Linked DNA regions of Homo sapiens: region 2 is linked to region 1. Evidence: read pairs that join two places in POLR2A ChIA-PET (ENCODE). Cell type or tissue: OCI-LY7. All regions are shown on one strand. Links, peaks and the distances in the headings refer to the core of each region. The heading gives the core; the rest is flanking DNA.

What was found. Peaks named below come from ENCODE experiments on the same cell type or tissue, not always from the same donor. Only the 100,000 strongest peaks of a DNase experiment are listed, where the experiment ranks them.
Region 2: POLR2A ChIA-PET joins it to region 1 with 7 read pairs; 34 of 35 experiments call an interaction of 5 or more read pairs at or near these places.

Annotation. Positions count from the first base shown.
Region 1 is chr6:26,264,334-26,269,717 of GRCh38, reverse strand. No RefSeq gene overlaps it. Among named protein-coding and RNA genes, the nearest start is that of H3C8, 4.4 kb to the left of the region's middle. RefSeq lists an enhancer at 177-773. In OCI-LY7, for the core only: a CTCF peak has its summit at 2,428; DNase peaks (open chromatin) are centred at 517 and 2,437; H3K4me3 peaks cover 211 bases; H3K27ac peaks cover 1,789 bases.
Region 2 is chr6:26,207,221-26,212,604 of GRCh38, reverse strand. No RefSeq gene overlaps it. Among named protein-coding and RNA genes, the nearest start is that of H4C5, 5.3 kb to the right of the region's middle. In OCI-LY7, for the core only: a CTCF peak has its summit at 478 (motif pointing left); DNase peaks (open chromatin) are centred at 454 and 2,134; H3K4me3 peaks cover 70 bases; H3K27ac peaks cover 2,348 bases.

The sequences.
Region 1 (5,384 bases), core at 126-5,125:
TTTTGTTTTTTTGAACCACCGAGGTCCTTTTAGTGATTGGAAGTATCAGGTTTTTAGGGATGTTACAAGGAGGAACACATACCATCCTGGGCTGCTTGGCATACAACCAAGATATGTTTTCATATAGAACCCTTCCTTTACAGATTAGCACAAGGCCCTGTTTGGGTATTCAGCAGATCCTTCTTTATGATCTTTATTAATTTAGCAACTTGTCATTTTTTTTCACATATTGCTTTTATTTTAAAAACTTATTTGACATTCCAGAATATATGGGAAAGGAGATAATAGTTTAATAAAACCTATGTTCCTCTCATCCAGCTTCAATAACAACATTGGCTAAGTGTTTTATCTATTGATTTTTGTAAAGCAAATAATGAAACTGCCTAATGGGTTCACCTTGCCCACTGCCTAGACAAAGCTGATTTATCTAGGCAGGGAATTGCAATAGAGAAAGTAATTCACGCCGAGCCAGCTGTGCGGGAGACCGTAGTTTTATTGTTACTCAAATCAGTCTCCCCAGCATTCCAGATGGGGGGGAAGCCGATGAACCAGGAGTCCTGATTGGTCAGGTCAGAGATGTCATTATAGGGAGCTGAAGGTGTCTCCTTGGGCTGAGTCAGTTTCTGGGTGGAGGCCACAAGATCGGATGAGTCAGTTTACCAATCTGGGTGGGGCCAACTGATCCATCAGGTCTGCAAAATATCTCAAGCACTGATCTTAGGAGCAGTTTACGTGGGGTCAGAATCTTGTAGGTTCCAGCTGCAGGACTCCTAAACCATAATGTGTGTGTTTTTTTTTTTCTTTGAGACAGTCTCACTGCGTTGCCCAGGATGGAGACTGTAAACTCTGCCTCCCAGGTTCGAGCGATTCTCCTGTTCAGCCTCCCAAGCAGCTGGGATTACAGGCGCGCGCCACCATGCCCAGCCAATTTTTGTAGTTTTAGTAGAGACGAGGTTTCCTCATATTGGCCAGGCTGGTCTCGAACTCTGGACCTCAAGTGATCCACCCGCTTTCGCCTCCCAAAATGTTGGGATTACAGGCGTGAGCCATTACGACCTACCCCTAAACCATAATTTCTAATCTTGTGAGTAATTTGTTAGTCCTACAAAGGCAGTCTAGTCCCCAGGCAAGGAGGTTTGTTTTGGGAAAGGGCTGTTATCATATTAGTTTTAAACTATAAACTAAGTTCCTCCCAAAGGTAGTTCAGCCTACACCCAGGAGTGAACAAGGACAGCTTGAAGGTTAGAAGCAAGATGGAGTTGGTTAGGTCAGATCTCTTTGTCTCAGTTACAATGTTGCAATGACAATTTCAATATCATTTCATCTATTTTATATATGTTATCTGCTATTTAACACCTTATTATGGACCAGGTGCCTTGGCTCACTCCTGTAATCCCAGCACTTTGGGAGGCCGATGTGGGAGGATCACATGAGGTTAATTCTTGACAAACCTGGCCAACTTGGTGAAACCCCATCTCTACTAAAAATATAAAAATTAGCTGGACCGGGCCTGGTGGTGCACGCCTGTAATCCCAGCTACTGGGGAGGCTGAGGTAGGAAAATCTCTTGAACCTGGGAGGCGGAGGTTGTAGTGAGCCAAGATCATGCCACTACACTCCAGCCTGGTGACAGAGCGAGACTCCATCTCAAAAATAAAAACAAAAATAAATTATGATGCCATCATTACTTTTATAACAAATAGTATTTCTTTTTTAAAAATTTAATATGATCCATTTTGGTTGACATATTTCTTCAACATTGATTTTTATTTACTGCAAACAACACTGGTTGAGAATTTACAATGTACCAGATGCTGGTCTGTGCATTGGAAATACACCCAGAGAACAAAACACAAAATTTTTGCTTTCATGGAATTTACATTTGAGTCTGGAATAGACAGAAAATAAACTAGATATGTTTATGTAATATGTTAGATGGTGAGAAGGAAAAAAAAATAGAGCAAGACTAAGGAGTGTCATGGGAAGCTGAAATTTAGATAAGGCAACCAATGAAGACCCCACTAAGAAGATAATATTTCAGCAAAGAGCTGAAAGGTGAGGAAGCAACCTGTGCGGATGTGTTCAGGGAGAAAAGGAGGGAGACTCCTGAGGCACCATGGTGACTATGGGGAATGAGCAGGGGACAGTAGGAAATGAAGGTGGAGAAAGGGCAGAATAATTTTCCCTTCAATTCCCACCTCACACAGGTTCTTAGTTGAAACAAACCCATGTAACAAAAGACAGATTCACAAATGAAAAACAAGCAGAAGTGTATTAACATATATATTACATATACATGAATGACACCTAGGGAATGAGTACACATTGAGGTGGCTTTGAATTCCAGCTTTTGTGTAGTGTCTTCAACAAAGAACAGTGAATTTTTAGATAATTTAGAAGACGAAGGAGAAGTACTTTGAGTGTCCAGGGGCGGCAATGTTGGGGAAAGCAAACATAGATAAAGGGTAGTTAGTAAAGCTTGCTTTATAGAATCTTCTGGTGCATCACCAGGCCCATAAGAGTGAAAGCTCTTTTCTGTACTTCTTTTGTTCTCCCCAATAGTGTAAACCAAAAAGTGACCGAGCAGATCTCCACTGATTCACAGGTTTATTTTTGCCAAGGTTGAAGATGCATCTAGGAGAAAGAAACACAAGTTACACAAAGTCTATGGCCTGTGAGGCCCAGGTGGGCAGATCACTTGAGGTCAGGAGTTCGAGACCAGTTTGGCCAACATGGCGAAACTCCATCTCTACTTAAAAAATACCAAAAAATTAGCCATGCATGGTTGCACGTACCTGTAGTCCCAGCTGCTCTGAAGGCTGAGGCATGAGAATCGTTTGTACCTGGGAGGTGGAGGTTGCAGTGAGCCGAGATCATACCACTGCCCTCCAGTCTGGGCGACAGAGTGAGACTCTGTCTCAAAAAAAAAAAAAAAAAAGAGTTTAGTATATTCTTATATAAAAAAGACGTAGAAAAGTTAAAATGGATAAAGGGAATGACTGCCAGAGGACAGGAGGGAATGTGGTAGACAGCTGTAATTTTAAAAATGGTGGATGGGGAAGAACTCACAACTGAGATAAGACTGGGAAAAGAAAATAACTTTTTTTTTTTTTTGTACAGACGAGGCTTCACTATGTTGCTCAGGCAAGTCTCAAACTCTTGTGCTCAAGGGATCCTCTCACTTTGGCCTCCAAAAGTGCTGGGGCTACCAGACCTGAGCTACCACACCAGGCCAAGAAAATAACTTTCATCTGAGGAATGGGAGTCATTTTAAATTATCAGGCCCACAGTAACATTAAAATGAGACAGCAATCACAACCTACTCCCCTCTTTGAGCTATGTATTCATCTCTAGATACTGCTTGTTATTGTTATAAGTAGCTATAAGTTTATCTAATAATGCCACATCCCACACTGTAACCCACACCCTGTAGCTTTACAATGTATAGCCAATAACTAATTAATGCTATTTCTGTAAACCAAGGAAAATTCCTGACAAAAAATTTTGTATCAGCCCACCTTCTGTCCCCCCTTTTTTGCCTTTAAAAACCTATTTTTAACAAAGGCCAGTGGAGCTCATATCCAAGATTACTTGGGCCTGAGATTTCTGAGCTGCTGTGCTGACTTTGGCTCAAGTAAATTCTTTTTTTTTTTTTTTTTTTTGAGACAGAGTCTTGCTCTGTCACCCAGGCTGGTGTGATCTTGGCTCACTGGGTTAACGCCATTCTCCTGCCTCAGCCTCCACAGTAGCTGGGACTACAGTGCCCGCCACCATGCCCGGCTAATTTTTTGGTATTTTTAGTAGAGACAGGGTTTCACCATGTTAGCCAGGATGAGTCTCCATCTCCTGACCTTGTGATCCTCCCGCCTCGGCCTCCCAAAGTGCTGGGATTACAGGCATGAGCCACCGTTCCTGGCGCCAATTCTTTTTTTTTTTTGAGACGGAGTCTTGCTCTGTCACCCAGGCTGGTGTGCAGTGGTGCGATCTCGGCTCACTGCCACCTCTGCCTCCTGGGTTCAAGTGATTCTCCTGCCTTAGCCTCCTGAGTAGCTGGGACTACAGGCGCATGCCCCCATACCTGGCTAATTTTTGTATTTTTAGTAGAGACGGGGTTTCACCATGTTGGCCAGAATGGTCTCCATCTCCTGACCTCGTGATCCACCCTCCTTGGCCTCCCAAAGTGCTGGGATTACAGGCGTTAGCCACCGCGCCCGGCCATAAATTCTTTAAGTTATGATTTGTGCCTCTGCATCTTTCTTTTAGGCCAACAAGGCTGAAGGAAATCAACTATTTCATCCCCAAGTATACTTCTTTGACATATTTTGAGATGGCTCTTTGGAGGGTCTGCAAACAGAAGTTGCCCTGCAGAGCTGCCTTTTGTGGAGATGTGCATCTGTAGAGAAAACCTGCTTTGGTGCTGCCAGGGTTTTTTTCTGAGGCTTTACCTTGTCCAATCTAGGAAAGATTAAGTGTCTGACACCAGGCTGGGCGCAGTGGCTCACGCCTGTAATCCCAGCATTTTGGGAGGCCGAGGCAGGCAGATTTGAGGTCAGGAGTTAGAGACCAGCCTGGGCCAATGTAGCGAAACCCCGTCTCTACTAAACACACAAAAATTAGCTGGGCATGGTGGTGGGCGTCTGTAATCCCCGCTAGTCAGGCGGCTGAGGCAGGAGAATTGCTTGAACCCAGGAGGCGGAGGTTGCAGTGAGCCGAGATTGTGCCATTGCACTCCAGCCTGTGCAACAGCGCGAGACTCCCTCTCAAAAAAAAAAAAAAAATCTGAGTCTGACACCTTTAAAGGTCTGAAAGAAACATTTACTATATATGTATTCTTCTTGAGGGCTGTTACCTATGAGTTTTCATCTACATAACAAGACCACCTTTGTTAGCAAAGCCCTCCCATAACCTGTCTTGCATGATTGACCACCCTAACCTGTTTTTGGCCATGCTCTGAGTCCCCATTCTTTAACCTAAAGATGGCATTTAAGCTTCTGTACCCCCTGCTGGGGTTGGGGTAATTACTCTGTGGTTCTCCCTCCTGCATGTTAATAAACTTGTGTGCCTTTCTCTCCTATTAATCTGTTTTTTGGTAATTGATTTTTGAGAAAAACTTCAGAGGGTGAAGGCGAAGATTTTTCTTGGTCCTGACAAGACTGAGCAGAGAAGAGAGTGAGTTCTTTATACAGCTGTAGGAAGATCATACCAGAGAGAAGAAACATTGATTCATGGATCCTGAGTTGGGTGCATATTTGGGCTATGGACATTGTTCTGATAGCCAACTACATAAAACCAGGGCCTTTGTTTTTCTTAAGCTGGAATTTCCAGGTAACTCAGTACTGATTTATACTTTTTTTTTTTGAGACGGAGTTTCGTTCTTGTTGCCCA
Region 2 (5,384 bases), core at 61-5,060, 57 kb after region 1:
CGTCTCAAAAAAAAAAAAAAAAAAAAAAAAAAAAAGAAATAGGAAACTCTCCCTAGGCCCTTTCCTCTCCAAGTCTCCCTGCTGTATGTTAAGAAAAATTAATTTATTCCACAAGTAATTATTGAGCACCAACTACATACCAGCTATTATCCTATGCAATATACAAATGAATAGAGTAAATTTAAGATACGCTGACTAAAGAAATCGAAAATCAAGAGAATAGAATATCCTAGCATAAAAGGAAATAAACCAGGAAAAAATAGACTAAGAAGTATTTGTGAACCACCTAATAATATGTGTGACTCTGAGCACATGTTCATGTTTATGAAATAATGTCCTAATGACCTCAAAGAGGATCAAATGGGAAGGCTAATTTAAAAAGTACAAAATGACTGTAAGGAACAGAGGAACAAGAAGGATTAAGGCCAGAAAGTGACATAATTTATGGTCATGGTTACCTCTGGGGGCAGTAGCAGGAAGATGACAGAAGAGGTCAAAGCAGTTTTTGGTAATATGACAAATATAACAGATATAACAAATATATTTGATTGACAATTGGGTTCAAGCATGGCCATCATATTATTCTTTATAACTTGTATATCGATTTATTACAATTTTAAATGTATCTAGAAGTACAAACAAGAAACAAGAAAAATAATGTACAAACATGTTTGTGGAAAAGTCACTTCAACTTCTATAAAAAGAACTTCTGTAAACTATGAAATATTGCTTATAGCAAAAATTTGGTTATGAAAAAGGAAATCTCCCCTTATACTCCAAAAGTCTGTAGATGCTGAAAAAAGAGTGAGCACTTAACAAAAATCTCTGCTACTATATAAGACTCGATTTTTTTTTCCCTTTTTCCCTTTTTTTTCAGATGGAGTCTCGCTCTGTCGCCCAGGCTGGAGTGCAGTGGTGCAATGTCAGCTCACTGCAACTTCCACTTCCCGGGTTTGAGTGATTCTCCTGCCTCAGCCTTCCAAGTGGCTGGGACTACAGGCCAAATGTGTGCCACCATGCCCGGCTAATTTTCGTATTTTAGTAGAGATGGGCTTTCACCATGTTGGCCAGCCTGATCTTGAACTCCTGACCTCAGGTGATCTGCCTGCCTTGGCCTCCCAAAGTGCTGGGATTACAAGCTTGAGCCACTGCGCCCGGCCTGTGAGACTTGTTTTGTAAGGGATTCTTCTTGAAATATTTTCCTTTTCTGCAAGGGAAAGGAAATACTTCACATGTACGCTGAAGTATTTCATTTTATCATTTGTAAATTCATTTAGATTTGTATTTATTTTATTCATATCCATTCAGGCACTTGTTCAGATAAATTAAACACATAATTTGAATTCAATATACTCAGTGCAAGAAATAGTTTTGTAAAAGATATGAGAATTGTTTTACATAATCAGAACAGTTGAGGGGTCAGGAAAGGGATTTTGCGTGGTTCCCGATGTTCAGAAGAAAGTCTACATTCCTGTCATTGGCCTAACAAGCCACTTGTCCAAGCATCAACCATCTCTTCCAATACCGACATGATTTATACTATTTTCTGAACTTTCTGAGTTCAAGCAATTCTCCTGCCTCAGCCTCCCAAGTAGCTGGGATTACAGGCGTGTGCCACCATGCCTGGCTAATCTTGTATTTTTAGTAGAGACAGTGTTTCACCATGTTGGTCAGGCTGGTCTCGAACTCCTGACCTCATGTGATCTACCCACCTTAGCCTCCCAAATTCCTGGGCTTACAGGCGTGAGCCACTGTGCCTGGCTAATCTTGTATTTTTAGTAGAGACAGTGTTTCACCATGTTGGTCAGGCTGGTCTCGAACTCCTGACCTCATGTGATCTACCCACCTTAGCCTCCCAAATTCCTGGGCTTACAGGCGTGAGCCACTGTGCCTGGCCTCTTTTCTGACATTCTATATAATATTTAATTCCTGCTCTGCTTCCCATGAGGGCATGTTTTGACTGACCAAATAGACTGAAAGCTCCTCAAGGGCAGGAAAAAATATAGAGGGAGGCGGTGGGGAGGTGTTGTAATGCTAAACAGTGTTGTTATGGATAGCCTCAAGAAGACTATGATATTTGAATACAAACCTGAAGGAAGTGAGTGAACAACACCTGCAGAAACCTAGAAGCTGAGTGGACCACTCAAGGGGAACCATTAGTACGTCCTTCCTGAGAGTGATGAGTACTTCTAGCAAGTTCCAGGAACTAGTCGAGTTGGCTAGGAAGGAGAGGAAGAGTAGCGGGATTTGAGGCTAAAGAGGTAACAAGGATCAGACAGTGTGGCGCTGTAACCCACTGAAAGGACCTTGAGGTGTTTTTTTGTTGTTGTTGTTGAGACGGAGTCTCGCTCTTTGGCCCAGGCCAGAGTGCAGTGACGCTATCTCGGCTCACTGCGTGCTCCGGCTCCCGGGTTCACGCCATTCTCCTGCCTCAGCCTCCCGAGTAGCTGGGGACTACAGGCGCCCGCCACTGCGCCCGGCTAATTTTTTGTATGTTTGGTAGAGACGGGGTTTCACCGTGTTAGCCAGGATGGTTTGGATCTCCCGACCTCGTGATCTGCCCGCCTCGGCCTCCCAAAGTGCTGGGATTACAGGCGTGAGCCACTGCTCCCGGCCTTGAGTTTTTCATTAAGTGACATGAGAACCACTTGGGGGGGTTTCAGCAGAGGAGTCATCTGATCTGAATTGCCCTTTATTGGAATTCCTCTGGGAGAACCAGGTGATGATGGTGTTGCAATAATAAAGGTAGGAGATGGCAGGGCTTGACCAGAGTAGCAGCAGTGGGAATGAGAAATGGTTGAATTCTGTTTGTGTTTTCAAGGAAGAGCTCATAGAACTTACTGATAGATTATTATGTAGGATGTGAAAGAAAAAGAGATGATTCCAACTAAAAGTGTATAAATGCCATTCACCAATTTCAAGATGATGAGATTAGCTGTTTGGCAAAGATAACGAGATTCTGTTGAAATTTGAAGTTCATATTAATTGGACTTTCAAGTAAATAACAGGGTCTCTGAGTATGGAGTACAACGCTGTAGGCTGGTCATTTAGTGTTCATGACATAAATATATATATATAGTATCTCCACAGCAACAAGGAAATATCAGTTCAAAAGAATCAGATGGAGATTTTCATTCTCCAGGTCCATCTTCTCAGAGCCATCAGAAGTGGCAGTGCTAAGGGAAGAGAAAAGGCAGCATCAGATACAGAGCTCTGAAGCTGGTTTCCACGAATAGGCTTCAGGATGCCTGAGAACACATAGAATTGCATCAGGGGATTCAAATGTCCCCAAATATGTGGTGAGAGTGGGTGTATTTTGGAAAAACTGTGAATATCTATAACTGGATCTCCAAAGTGATCTCCCCATGGCTCTAACTTTAATAGATTATTTAAGTGAGGATTCCAGTGTTATTTCATACTCTTATTAGTAAGGGAATTTTTCCACATTTGTAAAATAGGGATAATATTTATTGTTTGTTCTGAAAATTACAGGAGAAAAGGAAAATTACTGGAGAAAGAAATTGTAAAACTGTAAGTTAGGAATTCACATGTCATGTATACAAAAAAACACTCTTTACTTCTTTGACCCAAAACTTTTTCTCTTTATTATCTACCTTCTTTCTTAAGATATTTAATCCCATCTTGTGGCTTTTTCACTCTTACGGCAATTATGGTTTGACGACTGTGAATTATATCTCCATGTTTCTTTTCTAACCTGCAGGTTTTTATAGCCAACTGCCTATTTCATATCTTTCATATCTTTCTCTTAGATATGTAACAGGCATCTTAAATTCTCTCTGGATATCCAAAACTAAGAATTTGAATCCTCTCCAAAACTTGTTCCTTATTTTTCCACATTTTAGCAATTGATACCTCCAGTTCCAGTTGCTTTGGCAAAATCATTGGAATCATCCATACATTTTGGTCTGTCTTTCATACTCTACACATTCAGTAGCTCAGAAAAGAACTATGAACCTTACTTCAAAATATATATAGAATCCAACCACTTTTCACAGCCTCTACCACTAACACACTGGTCCAAGCCACTGCCATCTCAACTGCATTACTGTGGTACCCTCCGAACTGGTCTCCTTGCTCCTATCCTGGTCTCATCATAGTTTATTCTTCATCAGGCATCCAGATAGCTCATTAAAAAAATAAAAATCAGGCCCGGTGTGGTGGCTCACGCCTGTAATCCCAGCCCTTTGGGAGGCTGAGGTGGGCAAATCACGAGGTCAGGAGATCAAGACCATCCGGGCTAAAACGGTGAAACCTCATCTCTACTAAACATACAAAAAATTAGCTGGGCGTGGTGGCACACACCTGTAGTCCCAGCTACTTGGGAGGCTGAGGCAGGAGAATCACTGGAACCTGGGAGGCTGAGGTTGCAGTGAGCCGAGATTGCGCCACTGCACTCCAGCCTGGGCGACAGACTGAGACTCTGTCTCAAAAAAAAAAAAAAAAAAATATATATATATATGTGTATGTGTGTGTGTGTGTGTGTGTCTATAAATCAGATTATGTCAGTTCTCCGATCAAACCCTTGCAGTGGCTCCCATCTCACTCAGAGTAAAACAGTAGTCACACTGGTCTGCAAGGCCATATAGAGACTCGTCTCCATTTGCCTCGCAGATCATATTTGCTTTTTCTTTGCACCCTGTCTGATACTGGCAGTGGGTTCTTGACCCTCAGAAAATAGAAATCGACCAAGAATCTAAGATGGACTTGAGCAAGGAAGTTTATTAGGGCTTTCGGCTTGAGCAGAAAGGGAGACAGCAACCAGAGGTATACTTGCAGCTGGCTCCTTGAAAGCAAGCTAGTCTAGTTTGTTATTCTTCTGTGAGCTTCGTCTAGGTGACATCATGGCATGTTTGGGGTGGTCTGTTGGATACACCTTTGCAGTCCCTTGTCATGCTTTTTCCTGTGTCTCAGGTCTCATTGGCAGCTTAAATCTCCACGCAGGGGTATGAATTTTATCATTAACATGATGCAAAAGTTAGGTTAGGATAATCAAAGTCCCTATAGCACATGTTCATTTGGGGAAGGTCTTTTGGAAGTCCCTATGCTGATGGCGAGGATGTTTGTCGTTAGAGTGTTCTATTTCTTTTATGTCTGATTGGCTGATTTTATGAGCGGAAGCTTCAGTGGCTGCAAGGTTATGGAGCTGGGTGCTGCTGTAGTCAGCACAGCAAGTAAACAAGTGTGGAGGGGTCCCTTGTCCTGCCTTCCATTGTCTGCCTCACCTCTGCCCCTTTTTCCAGTCATAATACCTGCTTTTTACCTCCATGCTTTCCTGCTGGGTATTCTATTTAGAATACTCTCTCACTTTCTCAATGTATTTTTTCTTTATCACTTTATGAGTAAAATTTTTCAAGACCATATCA